Linked DNA regions of Homo sapiens: regions 2, 3 and 4 are each linked to region 1. The links are chromatin contacts, found by Hi-C or POLR2A ChIA-PET in ENCODE. All regions are on one chromosome and are shown on one strand. The core of a region is the stretch at or near the end of the contact, and the rest is flanking DNA. Distances in the headings are between cores, read along the strand shown.

Region 1 (5,630 bases), core at 787-3,286:
GGTTATTGCAGGAGTCAAGGTGATAGCTGGTGGCAGGTTAAACTGGGAAAGAGGGGTAGAGATGGTAGGAGGTGGAGAGATTAAGGACACCATTTAGAATTGGAAACAACATGGACTGGAAATGAAGAATAAAGGAAAGAGTGGTGTCAACGGTACAATTTAAGTGTCTGGTGTAAGCAACTGGGTAGAGAGTGGTGCCAGTTACTGAAGGTGGGGACACTGTAGGAGAAACCCACTTGGGGACCAATTTTTTTTTTTTTTTTTTTTTCAGACAGAGTTTCGCTCTTGTTGCCCAGGCTGGAGTGCAATGGCGCAATCTCGGCTCACTGCACCCTCGCCTCCCGGGTTCAAGCGATTTTCCTGCCTCAGTCTCCTGAGTAGCTGGGATTACAGGCATGCGCCACCACGCCCGGCTAATTTTTGTATTTTTAGTAGAGACGGGGTTTCTTCATGTTGGTCAGGCTGGTCTCCAACTCCCGACCTCAGGTGATCTGTCTGCCTTGGCCTCCCAAAGTGCTGAGATTACAGGCATGAGCCACTGCGCCCGGCCGGGGACCTATTAAGTATGAAAAAGTGTGAGCAGGCCGGGTGCGGTGTCTCAGGCCTGTAATCCTAGCATTTTGGGAGGCCGAGGCGGGCAGACCACTTGGGGTCAGAAGTTGGAGACCAGCCTGGCCAACATAGAGAAAACCCGTCTCTACTAAAAATACAAAAATTAGCCGGGGCGCATGCCGGTAATCCCATCTACTCAGGAGGCTGAGGCAGGAGAATCGCTTGAACCCGGGAAGCGGAGGTTGCGGTGAGCCAAGATCGCGCCACTGCACCTGAGCCTGGGCGACAGAGCGAGACTCCCTCTCAAAAACAAAAAAACCCCCCAAATGAGTAAAGAGTAATGTGGATATTATATTATAAACGAACAAACAAAAAAGGACTTCGTATTCTTTTTGCATAGGGAAGGGGAAGAAATGTGGAGTGGAAGAGGATGGTACAGAAAAGGTGTAAAAAGAAAGGCTGTGGGAGGAGTAGGGTAGGAGGGCTTCTGAACTGGGGTTAGTGTCACACTGTGTAACTGATAATTTAAACTGCTGAAAATGAGACCACACTTAAAGATACAGGTCCCTTTAAAAGGAAGGCGGATGTTAAAAGCAATTTGCATTTTACCTAAAATGGGCTGCTTCTCCCTGTACCCTCTCCAAATACAGCCAGACTTTCTGTAGAAACATTTTAATCATGGGCACCCTTCCCCCGAAAAATCCACTCACTACCAGTACACACGACCTTCTGAGTTTAATGGACCTACGGAGGCCCATCCCTGGGCTCTCTGGGCTAGGTTAATCCCAGGTTAGGCCCCAAGCTCAGAGGTAGCAACGTTCCCAGCTCAACGACGCAGGAAGACCACGCCTCTAAATGTTCTGCAACCTCGTCCATTTCAGAATTTTCCGGGGTTCTGGGTAAACTGGCCTCACCAAGGATTCTGCCCCGTCTTGTTGCTCCCGTTTTTAAACACAGACCGGTGTGTGGGAGAGGCCATTATTTTTCCGGAACACTGTGCTCCTGGAGCAGATAGGGACACGCAGAGTGGCTTTACCGCAGCGCCAGCTTCAGCCTTACCCGGCTCCTCCTCCAGGCCACCGCCTCCTCCTCGCGCCCAACCCGCCTTCCCTGCTCACCCCCGGCCCGCTCCTCCCCTTTGCTCTCAGCGCGGACTCGGCCACTCACTACCGGCGCCGTGTTCCACCCGCCCACCGCATGGCCCCGTCCCTATGTCGCTGGTCTCGCCCCCTTCCAGGAGGGCCCAATGAGCGTTCACATGCGCCACAAGGCCCCGCCCCGCACCGCGCAGCCCCGCCCACAGGCTGAGTTAACCAATTCGCGGCCCCGGGCCCCGCCCCGCCCGCAGGCCCCGCCCCGGCGCCCGGCCCCACGCGCCCGCCTCCCTCCGGGGCGTTGCCGCCGCCGCGCCTCAGCAGCCCGCGCGGAGCCAGATGCCGCCCCCTCCGCCGGTCCCTCCCCCGGCGGCCTGGCGCCTCCCTCCCTCCCCACCGCGGTGACTCTCGGAGCGGGAGGCGGAGGCTGAGGCGGCCGCTCCTGCTGCTGCTACTGCCGCCGCCGCAGCGGCTGCTCGGGCTGAGCACGCCCCGGAACAGGCCGCCGCGCGCTGCGCGCCGGACCCGCTGCCCCTGCCGGCCCGGCCGGGTCGGGCGGCCCAGGTAAGCGCCGAGGCCGGGCCGCGCCTGCACCGCCCGGGCCCGCGCCGCGCCGCGCCGGGGCTTGGGGGAGCGGCCAGCCCTTTGTCTGCCGGGGAGGGGCCGCGGAGAGCGCCCCCGACCCCGCTCGGACCCCTGACTGCCCCAGCGGCGCGGCGCCCTGGTCTGGGCCTGGCCGCCTCTCGCCGCAGACCACCTCCCGCCTCCCTGACTCTTCGCCCGGGGGTCGCCTCCACAGGTGTCCGCGCCGCCCACCTTGTTGCTCACCTCACCGCGTCCGGGTGCCTGTCATCGCCCGTCCGCCCTCCCGACCTCTGGGCCCCTGCCTCTTCCCTCACCTGCGCCCACTCTGAGACTCTTACTCTCCATATTTCCCCAAACTAAACGCTGGGCCGCCCTTCCTCCCTCTGTAGTTTGATTGAACTGTCGTCTCCCGATTCCACCCCTCCCCGGTGAGCCTTCCTGGAAGGTACCTGGTGGGGGCACATATCTCACCTGGATGGCGGGCGTGTATGCACGAACCTGCAAAATTAACCACCTGGAGCCCCAAACTGCACCTCTCACCTCCTTTTCATCACCCCACCCCAACCACCTTCCTTTTTTTGGAACCTGGTAACCGAGACACTCAGGTCTGGACACCCAGCCTCTGCTAGGCCCTCCATCCCTCCCTCTGCCTTGTGAGCTGAACTTGTCTGAGCAGTGCCTGTTGTCAGGTTAGCCCCTGGGAAGGCGGCGGGGGCCGTGTTGGCCGCAAATCAAGAGTTTTATGAATAATGAGACGTGTGGCTTGCACCACCTCCTGTCTGAGGATCTCAGTATGCTCCAGCTGTGAATTATTTTGTCTCCTGTCACTCACAGAACTGAGAGGAACATGTCTGGCCAACTGCTGGGTAAATTGAGGTACAGGGTGTGTGGGTAAGGGACCTGGAGGCAAGTCATGGTTTGTCTTGAAGTTCTGTTCGCAGGAGCCTTGGCTCTTAGCTCCCTGCTACAACCACTGGGCTCCAGTTCCTGGAGTGTGTCCCCAAGTGATAACTGATCTCTTGTGCCATTAAAATGTCCAGAGATACCAGCAGCTTCCTCAGATTTAAAGTAGGACTTTGGATCATAAATAAAGGTGCGGGCTGTTAAATGCCAATGTGTCATTCACGGTTTGCTGGGGGAGTTCGTGGTCCTCCCTTGTAAATACAAATCACCTCTATGGGATGGAGATTCATTCATTCAGTAGTGAGCATTTACTATGTGCCAGGCACCGTTCCAAGTACTGGGGCTTTAGTGGTGAAGACAGACACGGTTTCTGCCCTCCTCAGAGATGACATTTTAAAGAGGAGGAAAGTCAGACAATAAGTGAGTAAACAAACAAGTGGACAAAATAATTTCAGTAGTGGTAAGTGCTATGAAGATGGAGAGGGGCCAGATTACATATAAGAATCTGTGGCCGGGCGCGGTGGCTCACGCTTGTAGTCCCAGCACTTTGGGAGGCCGAGGCGGGCGGATCACGAGGTTAGGAGATCGAGACCACGGTGAAACCCCATATCTACTACAAATACAAAAAATTAGCTGGGCGTGGTGGTGGGCACCTGTAGTCCCAGCTACTCGGAGAGGCTGAGGCAGGAGAATGGCGTGAACCCGGGAGGTGGAACTTGCAGTGAGCCGAGGTCACGCCACTGCACTCCAGTCTGGGCGACAGAGCGAGACTCCGTCTCAAAAAAAAAAAAAAAAAAAAAGAATCTGTGGATCAGGGCGGACTCAGTGGTTCATGCCTGTAATCCCAGCACTTTGGGAGGCCAAGGCGGGCAGATCACGAGGTCAGGAGTTCGAGACCATCCTGACCAACATGGTGAAACCCTGTCTCTACTAAAAATACAAAAATTAGCTGAGCGTGGTGGTGCATGCCTGTAGTCCCAGCTACTTGGGAGGCTGAGGCAGGAGAATTTCCTGAACCTGGGAGGCGGAGGTTGCGGTGAGCCGAGATTGCGCCACTGCACTCCAGCCTGGGCAACAGAGCAAAACTCCGTCTTGGGCGGGGGTGGAGAAAAAGAACCTGTAGATCAAAACAAAGATTTTGTAGGTCGTAATAAAGAGTTTGGATTTTATTCCAAGAACAGTTAGAGGCCATTGGAGGGTTTTAAGCAGAGAAAGAATAAAGTCTGATTTGTTCCAAAAGATTGTTCTGGCCACTGTGTAGAGACTGGATTCTAAGGAGCAAAGGTGGAGGCAGGAATACCAGTTATGAGACAGACTATTGCAGCTGCCTGGCAAGAGATGATGGTGGCTTGAGGGATCGGGGCAGTGGCAGTGGAAACGAAGAGGTGGAATCAGTCTGTTCCCTCTGGGAGAGCTGCAAAGCAAAACTTTGGAGACTGAGAGTTAGATGTCCCATAACAACGTGCTCACAGAACAGGTCCCCGCCTCCTTGATTGGAGAGGGTTTGTGGGTTTAAAAACCAGTTAGAGGTGGAGGAGGGCATAATACACTGGGTTTCATTCCCACATCCGGTTGTATTGTTTAAATGGGAACATTACTGCCACTGTTGGAAGATGTTGCACCAGGAAATTGGGCCTGTTCTCATGGTAGGTAGGAGAATGTTTCAGTGGCCACAAACTTGAGCTATTAATGAGAATGAGGCCAGGTGCAGTGGCTCACCCCTGTATATGCCAACATTTTAGGAGGCCAAGGCGGGCGGATCACCTGAGGTCAGGAGCTCAAGACCAGCCTGGGCAACATGGTGAAAACCCGTCTCTACTAAAAATACAAAAATCAGCTGGGCATGATGGCGAGTGCCTGTAATCCCAGCTACTCGAGAGGCTGAGGCAGGAGAATCGCTTGAACCAGGGAGGTGGAGGTTGCAGTGAGCCAAGATCGTGCCACTGCACTCCAGCCTGGGCGACGGAGGAAGACTCTGTCTCAAAAACAAAAAACAAAAAAACTCCCCAAAAAACAGAATAAAACTTATCTCCATGCTGCTCCAAATCTGTGCTGTCAGAACATGTCAGAATGAGAGGACCTTGGGGGTTACACAGGCCAGCCCCTTCTTTTATGGTTAAGCGTCTGTGTCCCCTAGAAGCTGGCTCTTTTGAAATCTTATAGCAGTTTATGCATTTTCTTATGATGCCTGCTAGTTTCTACCCCATTTCATCTCCATGTGTACACATGTGACTCTAAGCTTTCTGAGGCCAGAATCTCTACTGGGTTTGTCTTTGCATCGTCCACAGTGTCTGAATCAGCGCCCTGCACAAAATGTAAACTCTTCAAATATTGGTTGACTTGCCTGGGCATCTCATCGCACCAAGACTCCTGCCCCTGCCCCTGTCTTTTCATCAGACCATGCTTCTTGTAGACTCCTCATCCAGGGTGCAATATAGTGTAAACCCAGCAGTGTCTTGTTCACAGGGCTCACATGACAGGGCAGCCCTTCCTTGA
Region 2 (5,630 bases), core at 2,196-4,695, 1.4 Mb before region 1:
TACATACGTATATATTTGCTTGTTTTTGCAGACAGAAAATCTAGGGATGCATAAGAAACTGAGAAAATACATAGTCAAGGGGCAAGGGTGGAGCAAGACTTTTCATGATAAATGTAACTTGTTTATTTTGAGATTTGAATAGCGACTATATTGCATATTAGAAGCTTTTAATGATAAAAATATAGATGTTGGGCCAGGCACAATGGCTCACGCCTGTAATCCCAGCACTTTGGGAGGCTGAAGCAGGCGGATCACCTGAGGTCAGGAGTTCAAGACCAGCCTGGCCAACATGGCGAAACCCTGTCTCTACTAAAAATACAAAAATTAGCTGGGTGTGGTGGCAGGTGCCTGTAATCCCAGCTACTCAGGAGGCTGAGGCACGAGAATCACTTGAACCCAGGAGGCGGTGGTTGTAGTGAGCCGAGATTGCGCCACTGCACTCCTGCCTGGGTACCAGAACGAGACTCCATCTAAAAAAAAAAAAAAAAAAAAAAATTGAACATCAGTGAAAATGTAAAATTTAGAGGAATACTTATCTCACAGGAGCAATGAAAAGAGGCTAAATCTAAAGTAGCCATTATTACTCGAGAGGCTGAGGCAAGAGAATCGCTTAAACCTGGGAGGCAGAGGTTGCAGTGAGGTGAGATGGCTCCCCTGCACTCCAGCCTGGGTGACAGAGTAAGATTCTGTCTCAAAAAAAAGGAGCAATTATATATATATATATATTTATATATATATATATATAATTTTTTTTTTTTGAGACAGTGTCTCACTCTGTCAACTCAGGATGGAATGCAGTGGTGCAGTGGTGAGATCACAGCTCACTGCAGCCTTGACCTCCTGGGCTCAAGTGATCCTCCCACCTCAACCTCTTAAGTAGCTGGGACCACAGGTGCATGCCACCACACCAACTAATTTTTTGCATTTTTTGTAGAGATGAGGTTTCACCATGTTGCCCAGGTGGGCTCAAACAATCCACCTGCCTCAGCCTCCCAAAGTGTTGGGTCACTGTGCCTGGCCAATATCATAGATATTAACAATAACAACAACAACAACAAAAACCCTGCCAAACAAAGCATTTTGTTAGCCACGGAATATTGACATCTTTATTTGTTTATTTATTTATTTATTTGAGATGGAGTCTCACTATGTTGCCCAGGCTGGTCTCAAATGCCTGGGCTCATGCAATCTTCCTGCTTTGGCCTCCCAAAGTGCTGGGATTACAGGTGTGAGCCACCGCACCCAGCCCAACTATCTTTAATTTGGCAGTTTAGACCTTCTGAAAACTCATTTCTTCTACCTTCACTTGTTTTTATTACATAAGTAATTGATAATGTATAAAGAAAAAAAGTGTGTCTTTCCCAAATTACATCTTAGTTGTGCACATTTCCCCCATGTAAACAGAGACATATAAGAAATGCATAAATATTTTTGTAAATGGTTGTATTATACTTACATTGTTGCACAACTTGTAATTTTTAAACTAGTTGTGAACCTTTTCCTTCTTAGCAAATATTCATCTAATTACCACTATTTATTGTTATTATTATTATTTGAGACAGGATCTTTCTCTGCTGCCCAGGCTGCAGTGCAGTGGAGATCACAGATGACTGCAACCTTGAAGTCATAGACTCAAGTGATTCTCGTGCCTCAGCCTTCCAAGTAGCTGGGACTACAGGCATGTGCTACCACACACAGCTAATTTTTAAATTTCTTTTGTAGAGACAAGGGTCTCACTATGTTGCTCAGGCTGGTCTGGAACTCCTGGCCTCAAGCAATCCTGCCTCGGCCTCCCAAAGTGCTGGGATTCCAGGGATGAGCCACCATGCTAGGCTCTAAATTATAATTATTAATGGCTATGTATTTTTCTTATTATGAATGCATCTTTTTTTTTTTTTTTTTTTTTTTTTGAGATGGAGTCTCGCACTGTCACCCCAGCTGGAGCGCAGTGGCGCGATCTCGGCTCACTGCAACCTCCGCCTGCTGGCTTCAAGGGATTTTCCTATCTCAGCCTCCTGAGTAGCTGGCATTACAGGCACCTGCCACCACGCCTACCTTTTTTTTTTTTTTTTTGTATTTTTAGTAAAGACGGGGTTTCACTATGTTGGTCAAGCTGGTCTCAAACTCCTGACCTCATGATCCGCCCGCCTCGGCCTCCCAAAGTGCTGGGATTACAGGTGTGAGCCACCGCGCCCAAACGAATGCATCATATTTTATTGGACTCCTACTTTGAAATATTTAGGAATTTTCAGTGTTTACTATGACAAATAGCACTGTGATTAAAAAAAAATGTAGTCAAATCCACTTTTGCTGTTGATTTTTTTTTTTTTAATCTGTAGAGACATCGTCTCGCTATGTTGCCCAGGCTGGTCTGGAACTCCTGGCCTCAAGCGATCCTCCTGCTTTGGCCTCCCAAAGTGCGTGGGCCACCGTGACCAGCAGTTATTTATTTTCTTTGGTTGTGTGTGTGTGTGTGTGTGTGTGTGTGTGTGTGTGTGTGTATGTATGTATTGAGACGGAGCTTGCTCTGTTGCCCAGGCTAGAGTGCAGTGGCACGATCTCGGTGCATGCAACCTTCACCTCCCGGGTTCAGGCGATACTCGTGCCTCAGCCTCCCGAGTATCTGGGATTACAGGCGTGAGCCACCATGCCCAGCTAATTTTTGTATTTTCAGTAGAGACGGGGGGTGCGGGTGGGGGAATTTCACCATGTTGACCAGGCTGGTCTCGACTCCTGACCTACGGTGATCCGCCTGCCTCGGTCTCCCAAAGTGCTGGAATTATGGGCGTGAGCCACCGCGCCGGGCCAGCTATTGATTTTTTGAAAGGATTTTTAAAAAATAATGTTGCTTTGAAAATTTTTATTTATGACTAGCTCTTTTGGTTAAAACTTGGCTATGGTTTCTCTGGAGTGATCCTGAGTTGGATAATTTTGGGAAAGTTAGAGAATCTAATTAAAAACATTTTCAAATGCTTATTAATTGTAACAAAAGAGATATCACAGGATCCATAAAGAGCGCTAGCCCGAAACGTCTTTTGATGCAGTAATTCCTGGGCACCGGCATCGCTCACATTCTCCTCTCAGAATTACACCGGGAGGGGTCGCGAACCTCTGCTAGCCGCTCTCGCTGCGATCCGGAGATACCCAGACACCGGACTCCTTGAGTTCACAGCCCGGATGCAGAAGGGAATCCTAGCAGCGCCGTACCGGATGTGTGAGTGGAAGTGACTGAGGTGAACTCACGACCGATTGGTTCTCCCGAGTGGACCCAAGCCTGTTTTCACCTGCCACTGGCCGCGTGGTTTGTCTATTTGAACAGTCCCCGCCCCCTGGAGAAGCCGGGTCCTGAAGCTTCTCTTCTTCATTACTATTGGCCTGTTTTTCAGTCCATCTTCTCCCTATACCTGTCGATTGGTCCTCAGGGCTGGGAACCCTCCTTCCCTCGCTCCCGGCTTAGAGGACAGCGGGGAAGGCGGGCGGTGGGGCAGGGGGCCTGAAGCGGCGGTACCGGTGCTGGCGGCGGCAGCTGAGGCCTTGGCCGAAGCCGCGCGGTGAGTCTAGGGCCTGGCACGACCCCTCTAGGGCGGCGTAATGTCCAGACCCACGGCCAGCCTGCCCGTGGGGGGGCCAGGGGAAGCCGCCCGTCTGGGACGTGGGGTCCCCACATTGCCGGCCCCACGACCTGGGCACCGTCTGAGGCCTTGACTCCCACCCCTCGAGGCAACGCCCACCTCCCCGGGACCCCCAAGAGACCCCTGGACCCTTCGGCCCGCGGTACGTCCGCCCGAAGGCCGGCCCATCAGCTCTGGTATTGCCCTTTGGGTCTTTTGCCTGTCACAGCCACCCTTTCTTTTGAGCCACGTATAAAAATTGTGTATCTCTGCCCCAGGGAACACTAGCGTCCGTGTCAGCCCCTTGTCCTCCACTGTGGACACCTCTCAGAGATCCAGTCCCCGAAACTGAGCTTGGTTACATCGTTGGGGTACATCTTCTCTCCCTCTCCCCCAGCCCCATCCCTGTTTCCCCCATCCAATCTTAACTTCCTTAAGCCCTATCAACACCATTAGGATATTTGACTTCAGATATCCTAAGTTTAATTGAATTCAGTCTGGAGCAGATGGCCTGTGGGCCTCAGATCATATAAAGATACACTGGTTCTTTCCTGAGAATAGAAATCCCTTGCCAGCCACCTTCCCCCCTTTCGGACGCACACACATACACACAAACTGGAGTAGTTTTCTTAGCAGGGATTCTTAAGTTTCTTCTCCCCTAAAGGATGACATTTCTTTCTGCAGTCTTCTTCTTGGCAGTGGAGTATTTGAAAGCTTTACAAAACCAATTATTCCCAGGTTTTTCCTCTGTGCCTTACAAATTCTTTCAAAAATAAGAATTTTGAGAAATTGGTTTTGTAGCATAAGCTGAACATACTTGGGATAGGTGTATGTTACACCCATGGCAGTGTGGGCATAATTGAGGAATGAGGGAATGAGCTCAGGAACTAATTGGTGTTTTTTGTTTTGTTTTGAGACGGAGTTTCGCTCTGTCGCCCAGGCTGGAGTGCAGTGGCTCGATCTCTGCTCACTGCAAGCTCCGCCTCCCGGGTTCCCGCCATTCTCCTGCCTCAGCCTCCCGAGTAGCTGGGACTACAGGCGCCCGCCACCATACGGCTAATTTTTTTTTTTTTTTGTATTTTTAGTAGAGGCGGGATTTCACCGTGTTGGCCAGGATGGTCTCGATTTCCTGACCTCGTGATCCGCCCGCCTCGGCCTCCCAAACCCGGCCAGGAACTAATTACTTTCTTTTAGCTTACATTTGAAGAGCTAGTCCCCTGTAGAACTGCGTTGTTCAGTACAAGAACCACCAGCCACATGTGGCTGTGGAGCACTTGAAATGTGACTAGTCCAGGCCGGGCATGGTGGCTCACACCTGTAATCCCAGCACTTTGGGAGGCCAAGGCGGGCAGATCACCTGAGGTCAGGAATTTGAGACCAGCCTGGCCAACATAATAAAACCCCATCTCTACTAAAAACACACAAAAATTAGCCAGGCGTGGTGCTGCACATCTGTAGTCCCAGCTACTCGGGAAGCTGAGGCAGGAGAATCATTTGAACCCGGGAGGTGGATGTTGCAGTGAGCCGAGATCATGCCACTGCACTCCAGCCTGGGTGACAGAGCGAGACTCTGTCTCAAAAAAAAAAAAAAAAATGACTAGTCCAAATTGACATTGTTGTAAGTGTAAAATGCACATTAGATTTTGAAGACTCGCTAAAAAAAAAGAATGGACACTATATCAATTTTTTAAATATTGATAACATGTTGAAATGATATTTTGGATATATTGGTTTAGGTAATTAATTTCACCTGTTTCTTTTTACCTTTTAAAATATGGCTACAAGCAGCCTTAAAATTACATTTGTGGATCATTGTATTTCCTCTTTTTTTTTTTTTTAATTGAGATGGAGTTTTGCTCTTGTTGCCCAGGCTGTAGTGCAATGGCCCAATCTCAGCTCACTGCAACCTCTGCCTCCTGGGTTCAAGTGATTCTCCTGCCTCAACCTCCCAAGTAGCTGGGGTTACAGGCACGCACTGCCACGCCTGGCTAATTTTGTATTTTTAGTAGAGACGGGGTT
Region 3 (5,630 bases), core at 1,778-4,277, 1.1 Mb after region 1:
TTTAATATGGGAAAAAAATCCAAGTCGGTATTTTACGTCTTTAATCTTCAGCTAGTTCTTTAACTTCCGTAAGCCCCAGTTCCTTGACTTTTAAAATGGAGATAATAAGCCGGGAGCAGTGGCTCACGCCTGTAATCCCAGCATTTTGGGAGGCTGAGGCGGGCGGATCATCTGAGGTTGGGAGTTCGAGACCAGCCTGACCAACATGGAAAAACCCTGTCTCTACTAAAAATACAAAATTAGCTGGGCATGGTGGCACATGCCTGTAATCCCAGCTGCTCAGGAGGCTGAGGCAGGAAAATCGCTTAAACCCGGGGGTCAGAGGTTGCGGTGATCTGAGATCGCGCCATTGCACTCCAGCCTGGGCAACAAGATCGAAACTGTCTCAAAAAAAAAAAAAAAAAAAAAAAGAGATAATAATAATACACTTCATGGGGAGAAAAAGTGGGCTAAAGAATGTAACATGTTTCTTAGGGCACTGGGAACATAAGCTTTCAATCAATAGTTTAATAGTTGTTCTTAACGATGAAGATTATTTTACTGCATTATCAGCTTCTCAGATCCTTGGAAGGAGGTCCAGTACTCTCCGGCTTTATGGCTGGACCACAATTCTTTCGTGGGACTGTTACAGTTAAATGGGTTTAGTTTGCTAATTTTGTGGTCTGATACCATATATTATGCTTTGTAACTATGTGGCATTTCTGGACTTCTAAATTTACATTTTTATGGATAAATGAAAGTGACGGCCAATCCCTAATACCATAGTAAATGTTATTTCCTAACGTGGAGAGCCTCTCTCCTCCCTGCTGGATGGCAGTGCATTGTCCATTTGTCTACCACAGAGCTGAATCTTTATTAGAAATAATGCTCCTGTAAGTTTCGAGACCAGCCTGGGCAACATAGTGAACCTCCATCTCTACTAAAATTACAAAAGTTAGTTGGGTGTGGCGGCACACACCTGTAATTTCAGCTACTCAGGAGGCTGAGGCAGGAGAATCGCTTCAACCGAGGAGGTGGAGGTTGCAGTGAGCTGAGATCGTGCCACTGCACTCCAGCCTGGGCAACAGAGCGAGACTCTGTCTCAAAAAAAAAAAAAAGAAAAAAAAGAAAGAATGCTCCTGTAGATAGAGATTTTGATGGAAAGTGAAGCCATCTAACTGATATACTTTATCCCTCATCATTTCCAAACAGGAAGTCAGATAGTCCTATCCATATCTAGAATGTTGGAAGCAGTTTATTGAATTTATTAGGTTTTAAAATTCAGTTCTCACATTATCAGATATATAAAGAGATATTAACTAGTTTCCCCATTTCATAACTCCAGCAAAGAGGATTTTTCTTGCTGAAAGTTACTCAGAAATGTGATGGCAAGGATCTATGGCTTTTTTTTTTTTTTTTAAGATCTCTTGGGTCATGGTCCAATAGTATCTGTTAGTCCAAATTATTCTTTAAAGAATAATTGAATGTGGGCCGGGTGCGGTGGCTCACGCCTGTAATTCCAGCACTTTGGGAGGCTGAGGCGGGCGGATCACCTGAGGTCAGGAGTTCGAGACCAGCCTGACCAACATGGAGAAACCCCATCTCTACTAAAAATACAAAATTAGCTGGGTGTGGTGGCGCATGCCTGTAATCTCAGCTACTCGGGAAGCTGAGGCAGGAGAATCGCTTGAACTGAGGAGGCGGAGGTGGCGGTGAGCCGAGATCGCGCCATTGCACTCCAGCCTGGGCAACAAGAGTGAAACTCCCTCTCAGAAAAAAAAAAAAAATGAATAATTCAATGTGGAAATTATAATCTGAATAGATTTTCCAAGGAGAAAATTATCACTTCTTTTGAAACAGATGAGTGAATTATTTTGTGCTACGTTTTCTACCCCTTATTTTATACGGACCTTAACTCCTTCGGGAAGAGTGTATGGTATAAGGACACCAATAAGCATTTACAGAATATTAACAAACCAACAATAGGTTGATGATTCACCCTGGATTCGTGCCAGGCTCTGTGAAAGAACTCAATAAACATGATGTGCATTTCAAAAACTGCTAATCATAATTGAAATTTCCAAACCCCTCAATCCCATAAATTATATGAACTAGAATATGATCATTTGGCCTGCCCCTACTCCCTTTACAGCATGATAGACCCTGTGATTATCAGGCTTTCGGGAAGTGGGACACAATACTTCATTCTTCAAAGAAAAAGAGGTGATGTTTGGTCTTTTCCTCTTTTTAGATTTTTTTTCACACGTACCTTATAGAGTTGTACACTGCTCTTTCTAAAATCCCTTCTGTACCTGTACAGTCTCTCCTTTATGCCTTCATGACACTTTTTATTCTTTTCAAATAAGCAGTGCGACTTATCACTTTTATTTTTCTTTCTGTAATTCATCTTTTGTCATGTACACTATTTGAAAAATATTACAAGCCGCTCATCAGAATTTCGAAAGAGTCCATATGAGAATGGTTTACACCCACTCTGTAGCCCGCAGCAACATGGATCCGCGTCCTAATGACTGAAAAGGCCAATTAAGACCCGGGTAACAGCAAGATCAACCGGACTTCCCCCCACCCCACCCGGGACCTGCCCGCGCCGCCAGCCCGGCCCAGCCCGGGGGGCGCGGGGGGCGGTACTGGAGCGCGGCGGGCGGCGGAGGAGGGCCGGCCTCGCACTCTCACAAAGACGCGCCCGCGGCGGGAGCCCAGCCCACCGCCTCTGGCCGCCGCCTGCAGCGCGAGCCCTCGAGCCCCGGGCCGCGGCGTTGTCAAGGCTCGGCCTCTCTCCGCCTTCTTCTCTGCTCATTTTATTAAAAAGATTAAAAAAAAAAAAAAAAAAAAAAAAAAAAGGAAAAAGAGATCCCGCCTCCTCCGCCTCCCATTGGCCGGGCCCCCGGCCGCGTCACACCGCGCTGTACCAATGGAGGGGCGCGATACTGCGAGGTGGGCCGGGCCCGAGCGGGGAGTGGGCGGCGGGTCGGTGCAGCAGCTCCGCCGCGGCTCCGCCACCATCGCGGAGGTGCCGCTGTTCCCACAGACGCTCGCGAGCAACCCTCCGCGCTCCGGAGCCTCCTCAGCCTCCCGCACACCCCGAGACGCTCGCCCCGCTGGGCCTCGGTCCCCGCCTCCTCCCCCGTCCTTTTCCCCTCTCTCGCTCCCCACATTGTCTCTGCCTCATTTTCTCTCCTAGTTGAGGATTAAAAAAAAAAAAAAATCACCATCATCCTCAGGGAGCCCCCTCGCCCTCGGAAAACAAAACCAGACATGATCCTGGGCTCCTGCTTCTGAAAGATCTGCCCGACCGAGGAGGAGGGAGCCTAGGTTCAAGTCGCAGGAAAGGTCACGGCAGGGAAGCCCCCTCAGCCCCTCCGCGTCGCCTCCCCGCGGGCCGCCCCTCTCGGCCCTGCGCCCCGCGGCCCCGCAGCCTCCGCGCGGCCTCCCGCCCCATCCCCGCCACTTTCCCCGGAGCTGGGCCGCGAACACCTCACTATTGATGGTGTAGCGCTTTAGGGGAAGGTAAGTGTCCAACTTGCCCGCGCCGGGTCGTGTGCTTTCTTTTTTGGCCCCTCGTCCTGGTGGTCAGAGAGGGTCGGCCGTGAAAGCAGTCACTCGCCCGGGGGGAGGCAGGAAGAAAAGGCTGGGGTCGAAGCCGAAGTCGAGGGGAGTCGGGCGAGGGCAGGGCACTTCTTTGGTCCTGTCCGGGCCAGGTGACCGTTCCTGCGTGCCTTCTGACCCCTGCTCTCTCTTGGCCTCTTATTCATGCTCTTGTTCTACTTGTTTGAGGTTAAACTATTTCATGTGACTACATTATTGGCTGAAACTGGAAGGGAAGGAAGTCAAGGACTGAAACTGTAAATTTCTTGAATGTTTGTGGATTTCGGGGTGCTGGGGGGAGGACTTTATTATTAAAGTATCATTTTCTCATTGGGGGAAGATTTCCTCTTTGTGCTCCCAATCTCTAGTTCTCAGCTGTATGTGATTAGAAAATTATGAAACCCAAAGTCACTTGCAGCAGAATAGAATTCTTACTATCCTGTTTTAGTTCTGCTCTCTGAAGGAGGGTGGCTTCTATTTATTACTAATTTTTAAGATGATGGAAAGATTCGTAGTTTTACATACACGTGTGTATGTGTGTCTGCTAGGAGGGGGGAAAAGTGTTGCAGGCTTCCTTTGAAACTGGTTGCTTGAGAAGTTGTTGAAAGGAAAACAGAATGATTCATTGTTGAATTGTCATTTTCCTCTGTCTCTTTTCCAAGGTTTGCTTACAATTTTTCTGGATTACAGACTTCAAACATTGATTTAAGTAAAATGGGTCCTTGAGAAACTGGGTGCTTTAAATGTTTCAGTATCTGTTGCTTTTTTAAGGTACATTTAGAAAGTAGTTTTGTATGAATCGTGAAATAGCCTTCTTCACAGCGAATTTTTAAACGCAAAAAAAGATAACTAGTAAGAGGGTGAACTTGGTGAATTACAAAATAGACATTTTAATATAGCAGGAATTGATGCATCTAAGATTTGAAACAGTTTTCATAATTGCTTTCCATTTAAAGAGAGACCTTTTTGTCTAGTGTACACTGGTCTTTTTAGTCTCAGTCTGTTGGGGGAGGGGAGAGAAGCTGGATCTGTACAATAATAAAATCATCTTTGGGTTGATATTTTGTTCCATGGATTTGCTTGCTGAGTTAATACTACTGTAAATTATCAACCAGTTTTGATTTTGATGGCCTGGGATGGGTGGAAAGCTGGCTTCCAGCTCTCCCTGTTGTTGTTGAGGTCGAAGGGAAAAGAGGCAGAGGCAGACAGACACACATATACACACACACACACACACATACACACACACACAATACCAAGCTGAGGGCTCATTGTTCTTCCATACACACATTCATTCTCTCTCTCCCATATTTGGGACTAGGTTTGCACAGACAAACACAGCTCTTTTTGGGAGAGAAGAGAGAAGATGGGGGAAGGGAGGGTGCTTTTCTGTTACAGCTTTCTTCCACCCATCTCATGCCTGGCCGTTTTTGCAACCTTGTGAGGCAGAAGAGTGCATTGGAAACTAAAGGACACTCAAAAACATGTTCAGAGACTTCTCTTCTCTCTGCCTCCCTTTATTCCTTTTGCAGCCGTGGTTTCTGCTGCTCTTTCTTTTTTGTATATGTAAAGATAAAATCCCTCTTTATATGTTGTGGCCTTACGTTCAGCTCTCATTGCTTTTGTATTTCTCATTGACCCTGATTTTGTTGGGGACAGTGATTTGTTCACTTGAGTCTTAGTAGTGAATGTGAGCAGAGTCTTTCTAGATAGAAATAGATTTTATTGATTAATATTATAAAGGTTGTATTGAGGTTAATATTTAGCAAGATGATGTTTGCATGTTTTTAGTGGTGTGATGGTTTGATGGTCAGGTTTGCTGGCAATTGAGCTGTCAATGTTGTTTTTGTAAATAAGGGTTATAAGAAAAGATCTGGTTTTCTGTTTAGGGGGCTCCTTTGAATACTGGACAGGGAATAGGCTAGTCCACCTGGGATAAACCCAGCTGTGGCCCAAGGATGGAGGTTGGTGTGAATACATGTGGGTTGCAGAATAGCACCTTCTACTGGTTAATTGTTTGGAAAGATCCAGACGAAGAGGATGGG
Region 4 (5,630 bases), core at 922-3,421, 1.0 Mb after region 1:
AACCTCATGATCTGTTATGAGGAGGGACCATCCAGCTACATCCCCTTCTGCACTCATCTGGTATCTTACCTCCCCAGAGCTCCTTATCCAACCCTGAAGTTCCCTATCTGGCTGGAGACCCTCTTTCACAAAGATCCCTTTCTCAAGCTGACCAGTGATTTTTACACACGTATCACAGGGAGAATCAGTAATCCAAGCGAGTTACAGGTCGTAGCAGATTCACTCTCCCTTGATCCCGGCCACCTGCAGACACCATGCATGTGTTACCTACAGTGCTTCAAGGTGTGGTATTCTGATAGCTTTGGACAGTTATTCCCCACCTGCCCACCACCAATAAAACTTCTCAACAAGCTTACAGCAAGTGAGAAATAATAACTAAATGCAATGCCGTTGTGCTGACTACAAGCAAATGTGAACCCCACAGCCTGCTAACAAAGCCTAAGGAGCTATGGAAACAGGGAGGGCATTTGGCAGCCTGTGAATTTTGAAAAAGATTTCAGGACATCTCTAGTAATCATTAACATTTTAGCTACAATGTGAGGTCGAAGTGCTGGCTCAGAATGTGGCGCTGCAGCCTCCAAGAATCTTGCAACGGCAGCAGTCCGGGATCATGTTCGGCCTCTGATTTCCTGCTAGATTTACTGGTTCTGGCCACAGCAGAGTATCTTTATCTCTCTAACCATTTTTATGTAAAATAAGATTGTTTGGAGCCCTTTCAGGGCCACGCCTTAGAATTGCTCTGAGAGTACCAAGTGCCTGATTTCTTAGAGTCCTTACCAGTAGGAGATGTTGGCTGTTGATTTAGCTGCTGAGTCATGGGGCTGGGGATAGTGGTTTTCAGTAGCCAAAAACGTTAGTGTGTTGCTGGTGAAATCACAAACTCTGCTTGCAAAATTTTACTCTTTTTTTTTTTCTTTTTGCTGAATTTAATCCTAAAGTTCTTGCTTCTTACTCACTGGAAAGCAAATACTATGGTCTCAATAGGCCTTAATTTTTAACCAACGCCATGGAAACCTGTCTGTAGCTAAGAGGATAAAAATGCTAGGGGTTAAGGAAGAAAAGCAGGTTTTGCAGCTGACCAGAAGAAATAATTAAATTCAAGTACATATTTGAACACCTCTTTACAAGGAAATGAGGAAAATCAGATGTTTTAGTTCTCTTACAGACCAGCAGTAATGTTGAAAAATATAAAAGTAGCCGTAACAGAAAACGAAGTGATCATCTCAGCCCTCCCTTGGAGTGGGGGGATATATTGCGGAGCTGAGTTTTAATGGCTATCAGTTCTTGATCAGAAAAGTGAAATCACTCCAACTCCTTCCGTATTCCACGGAATATGACCCGTCTTGAACTTTGAGAAATTCCCCGGGTCTGTGTGAAATTCCAGTTCCAAATAATTCACATGAATGGTTCACAAGAATCCAGGTAGGTTTGATCTAGTTCCCTAGATGGGAATGAGAGGGATGTAAAATTTGAGAGGCAACATGACATGGACTAGAGAGAGAATGAATTAACACTGGGGAAGCACGTGGGGGCGCGCCGGACACCTAGAAGGCACTCAAAAAGTATGAGGTAGAATTAAAGGAAAGTGAACCTTCCTTTGGCTGTCTCGGCCTGATTCTCACCGCAGCAAGGAGAAAGGGACAGGGTCACCTTGGCGGGTGCCAGGCGGAGCCCGGCCAGACGGGCGCGGCTGGAGGGCAGCGCGCAGGCGCAGGCGGCGCACGTGGCCCCGGACACGCAGCGCTGCGGCGGGGCCAGCGCCCCAACCCCGGAGTGGGGCCGAGGCGCGCAGCCTCTCAACGACTCGACGCCAACGGGGTCTCTCGGATCGCGGCGCGAGGCAGGAGGGGCGGGGCAGGAGGGCCGCGGCAGGCCCGGGCCGCCAAAGTTGTCAGCAAGGTCGAGGGCCGGACGTGGGGCCCCAGAGCGACGCTGAGTGCGTGCGGGACTCGGAGTACGTGACGGAGCCCCGAGCTCTCATGCCCGCCACGCCGCCCCGGGCCATCCCCCGGAGCCCCGGCTCCGCACACCCCAGTTCGGCTCACCGGTCCTATCTGGGGCCAGAGTTTCGCCCGCACCACTACAGGGCCGCTGGGGAGTCGGGGCCCCCCAGATCTGCCCGCCTCAAGTCCGCGGGACGTCACCCCCCTTTCCACGCTACTGCAGCCGTCGCAGTCCCACCCCTTTCCGGGAGGTGAGGGAATGAGTGACGGCTCTCCCGACGAATGGCGAGGCGGAGCTGAGGGGGCGTGCCCCGGAGGCGGGAAGTGGGTGGGGCTCGCCTTAGCTAGGCAGGAAGTCGGCGCGGGCGGCGCGGACAGTATCTGTGGGTACCCGGAGCACGGAGATCTCGCCGGCTTTACGTTCACCTCGGTGTCTGCAGCACCCTCCGCTTCCTCTCCTAGGCGACGAGACCCAGTGGCTAGGTAATGATTGGGGAAGGGCTGAGCAACGGGCAGGCGGCGCAGGGCTTTTCTGGGCTTGTGGGGCTCTTTTCCCTCCGAGGGAGGCGGCGCGCCCGCAGGCCCAGCGTGGCGGGGTCGGGGGCACGTGCAAGCCGCCTCCCTGGGTGGGAACTGGCGCCCCCGCTCACCCCGAGGCCCGGGGCGGGGGCGCAATGCCAGGCGCACGTGCTGGGCCCCCGATTTCTTTGGAGGGGAAAGTGCAGATCAACACGTGATTACCGACTGCGGGGCCGAGTCACTGTCAGGGAAGGTCGGGAGCTGCACACGCGAGCTGCTTAGCACAGCGGGAGTTGGGAGTGGAAGTTGCTTTTCCATCGTAGCCAAGTGTAAGGTTTTTGGGATAGACGCAGACTTAGCGGCGGTGGCCACTCAGGCCAGGCCCTTCCTAAAATGGAGGAGGGCGGCGATAGTGGAGATGGCCACGAGGCTGCGGCCCCCTCCCCCACCGGTAGCCCCCGCCTCTCGCCCGCGCTCGCGGCCCGCGCTTCTGCCTAGTAAGCGGTGACTCATTTAACTCCGAGAAGGCACCTCTTGAGGAACCTACAGCAGAGCCGTTAGATCATTGGCAAGTCCTCCAGGCGACCTCGCCCAAGTTGGGCAAGAGCGGCTCCCCGGCTGGCCACCAAAAATCGGGCCTGATCTGATTTGGTTTTTTTTTTTTTTTGAGTTTTGCTATTGTTGCCCAGGCTGGAGTGCAATTGCGCGATCTCGGATCTCGGTTCACCGCAACCTCGGCCTCCTGGGTTCAAGCGATTCTCCTACCTCAGCCTCCCGAGTAGCTGGGATTACAGGCATGCGCCACCACGCCCGGCTAATTTTGTTTTTTTTTTGTTGTTGTTGTTGTTTTAGTAGAGGCGGTGTTTCACCATGTTGGCCAGGCTGGTCTTGAGCTCCCGACCTCAGGTGATCCGCCCGCCTCGGCCTCCCAAAGTGCTGGGATTACAGGCGTGAGCCACCGCGCTAGGCCAAGAAGGATGTATTTTAAGAAAGCTTCCTGTTCAATGTTCCCCTGCTCTGTGCGCTTCTCTGGGCGGTAGGGTCCATTGCTTCACTTGCCTTTCAGGCCCACCCGGGCCCTGACTGCTCCATTCATTTACCGTGTCCCTAATTCGGGGTTCCATCCAGGCAGCTAAAAAAGCTGTGAATGGTCCGGGCGCGGTGGCTCACGCCTGTAATCCGAGCACTTTGGGATGCCGAGGTGGGCCTCCTCAGGATCACCTGAGGTCGGGAGTTAGAGACCAGCCTGACCAACGTGGTGAAACCCCGTCTCTACTGAAAATACAAAAATCGACCAGGCGCGGTGGCTCACGCCTGTAATCCTAGCACTTTGGGAGGCCGAGGTGGGTGGCTCACGAGGTCAGGAGATCGAGACCATCCTACTCTACTAAACCCCATCTCTACTAAAAATACAAAAAATTAGCCGGGTGTGGTGGTGGGCGCCTGTAGTCCCAGCTACTCTGGAGGCGGAGCCTGCAGTGAGTCGAGATCGTGTCACTGCACTCTAGCCTGGGCGAAAGAGCGCGACTCCGTCTCAAAAAAAAAAAAAAATCACCTGGGCGTAATGGCAGGCGCCTGTAATCCCACCTACTCGGGAGGCTGAGACAGGAGGCTGAGGTTGCAGTGAGCCAAAATGGCGCCATTGCACTCCAGTCTGGGCGACAACAGCGAAACTCCGTCTCAAAAAATAAAAAAAAAATCACACTTTATTTTCACATCCTAAGACGTTTGTCTTTTTTTTTTTTTCTGAGACGGAGTCTCTCTGTCGCCCAGGCTGGAGTGTAGTGGCGCGATCTCGACTCACTGCAAGCTCCACCTCCCGGGTTCACACCATTCTTCTGCCTCAGCCTCCTCTCCTGACCTCGTGATCCACCCTCCTCGGCCTCCCAAAGTGCTGGGATTACAGGCGTGAGCCACCGCGCCCGGCCAAGACTTTCTTTCGTCTTAAGTCACTAAAATGAAAACAAAAGTACTGAGGCACCCTAATAAAATTGCCTTTAAAAGTATGACTGAAATACTCAAAGTATACCACAGTGGTGGCCTGGAGATGGGGCAGGGGGATATTGACTGGAAATGGCCTGAGATAACTTTTTGCAGTGATGGAAATGTTACTCGGGTATATAATTTGCCAAAACGCAAAATTAAATCTAAAAATATGTTTAAACAAATTTGCCTTTTTGGAACCTAGTAAAAAGTAAGTACCTTTTTTTGGCTAATGAATAAAACTCCATTGTTACATAGACAACAAAGCCACAGAAGTGACTTCAGTAAATAATTTTGAAAGTTAAAAACCTGCCACTTGCCACCTCAGGACATTCCAGAGAAGATGTTGGAGGGGAGCCCAGGTAGATAATGGCTTTAAACACTAAGTTCCTCTCACCCACCTCAGTTCTATAAGTTGTTCAGTTAGTTTCTTTGGAGAGCGCCAAGGAAAAAAGTAAGAATGGGTTTTTCTTTGAGGAATTGGTATTTGTTGTTCATTGCTGGAAATTCTTGTATTTTTTTTTTTAAGGTGGTGTTAAAGGAAGCCCCTTCCCTTGAAGTATCCTGGTGTTCAAAGAATCTTTCCTCTATTTACAAATTATAAAACCCCGTTGGGAAGAAATAATTAGATGTCATTATTGGCTGGTCCTGGTGGCTTACCCCTATAATCATCCTAGCATGCTTTGGGAGGCCAAGGCAGGGGAGGATCGCTTGAGCCCAGGAGTTTGAGAGCAGCCTGGGCAGCATAGTGAGACCGCCATCTCTTAAAAAAGTAACTAAAATAAAATAAAGATGTTATCATTAATGACATAACAACACTGAAGACCCAAGTACTGTGAAATTGGAAAGTCCCAGGAAGTGGCAGTAGCCAAGATCACACGGTCCAAGGACTTCATTGTTCCTGACTTCCAAACTCAGAATTTCTGATCAAATACCTACTAAGTGAATATTAATCTGAAGAATTATGTCCAAACTTCATTCACTATTTTGTTTTAATTCTGCTACAAGCAAGGTTTTCCCCTGGTCCCGCCACCCTCTTTTTGGCCCTAGGTGGTTTTGCTTGTGACCTTCATGTCTGTTCTTGGTTCCTTTCCATTCCCATGCCAGCCCTCATTGTTCACTCATGACAATAGCCAGTTTCAGACAGCTCCTGGGCCACTCTGCGTCGAGCAACACATTCATCTT

What was found. A loop is a pair of places that touch in the nucleus more often than their neighbours do. ChIA-PET counts read pairs that join two places held with the same protein, here RNA polymerase II (POLR2A). Pooled maps may share reads with other maps.
Region 2: a loop to region 1 is called in a map of CD8-positive, alpha-beta T cell, with 7 times the contacts of the local background. The contact joins the promoter of MTOR here to the promoter of CTNNBIP1 in region 1. A Hi-C loop is called at or near these places in 1 of 168 maps with a recorded cell type or tissue (CD8-positive, alpha-beta T cell), 2 of 37 single-sample maps with no recorded cell type and 10 of 50 pooled maps.
Region 3: a pooled map shows a loop between it and region 1 (14-fold over the local background). The contact joins the promoter of RERE here to the promoter of CTNNBIP1 in region 1. A Hi-C loop is called at or near these places in 4 of 50 pooled maps.
Region 4: a map of CD8-positive, alpha-beta T cell shows a loop between it and region 1 (10-fold over the local background). The contact joins the promoter of ENO1-AS1 here to the promoter of CTNNBIP1 in region 1. A Hi-C loop is called at or near these places in 3 of 168 maps with a recorded cell type or tissue (CD8-positive, alpha-beta T cell, naive thymus-derived CD4-positive, alpha-beta T cell and natural killer cell), 1 of 37 single-sample maps with no recorded cell type and 10 of 50 pooled maps. POLR2A ChIA-PET finds 5 or more read pairs at or near these places in 1 of 52 experiments (H1).

What each region holds. Positions count from the first base shown.
Region 1 is chr1:9,906,675-9,912,304 of GRCh38, reverse strand. It overlaps CTNNBIP1 (catenin beta interacting protein 1), which reads left to right and starts at 2,036. Exons shown (of 6, transcript NM_020248.3): 1 at 2,036-2,210. RefSeq lists enhancers at 95-767, 768-1,441 and silencers at 1,589-2,188, 2,199-2,258, 2,429-2,488.
Region 2 is chr1:11,260,366-11,265,995 of GRCh38, reverse strand. MTOR (mechanistic target of rapamycin kinase) reads left to right here and starts at 3,445. Exons shown (of 58, transcript NM_004958.4): 1 at 3,445-3,551. RefSeq lists an enhancer at 3,098-3,257 and a silencer at 3,678-3,727.
Region 3 is chr1:8,815,037-8,820,666 of GRCh38, reverse strand. RERE (arginine-glutamic acid dipeptide repeats) reads left to right here and starts at 3,027. Exons shown (of 23, transcript NM_001042681.2): 1 at 3,027-3,507. RefSeq lists silencers at 2,490-2,719, 2,820-3,119, 3,370-3,429 and an enhancer at 2,783-3,077.
Region 4 is chr1:8,875,376-8,881,005 of GRCh38, reverse strand. ENO1-AS1 (ENO1 antisense RNA 1) reads right to left here and starts at 2,171. Exons shown (of 2, transcript NR_038351.1): 1 at 2,046-2,171; 2 at 1,121-1,441. ENO1 (enolase 1) reads left to right here and starts at 2,320. Exons shown (of 12, transcript NM_001428.5): 1 at 2,320-2,426. RefSeq lists silencers at 1,597-1,846, 2,567-2,616, 2,827-2,946 and enhancers at 1,705-2,296, 2,297-2,890, 2,891-3,483.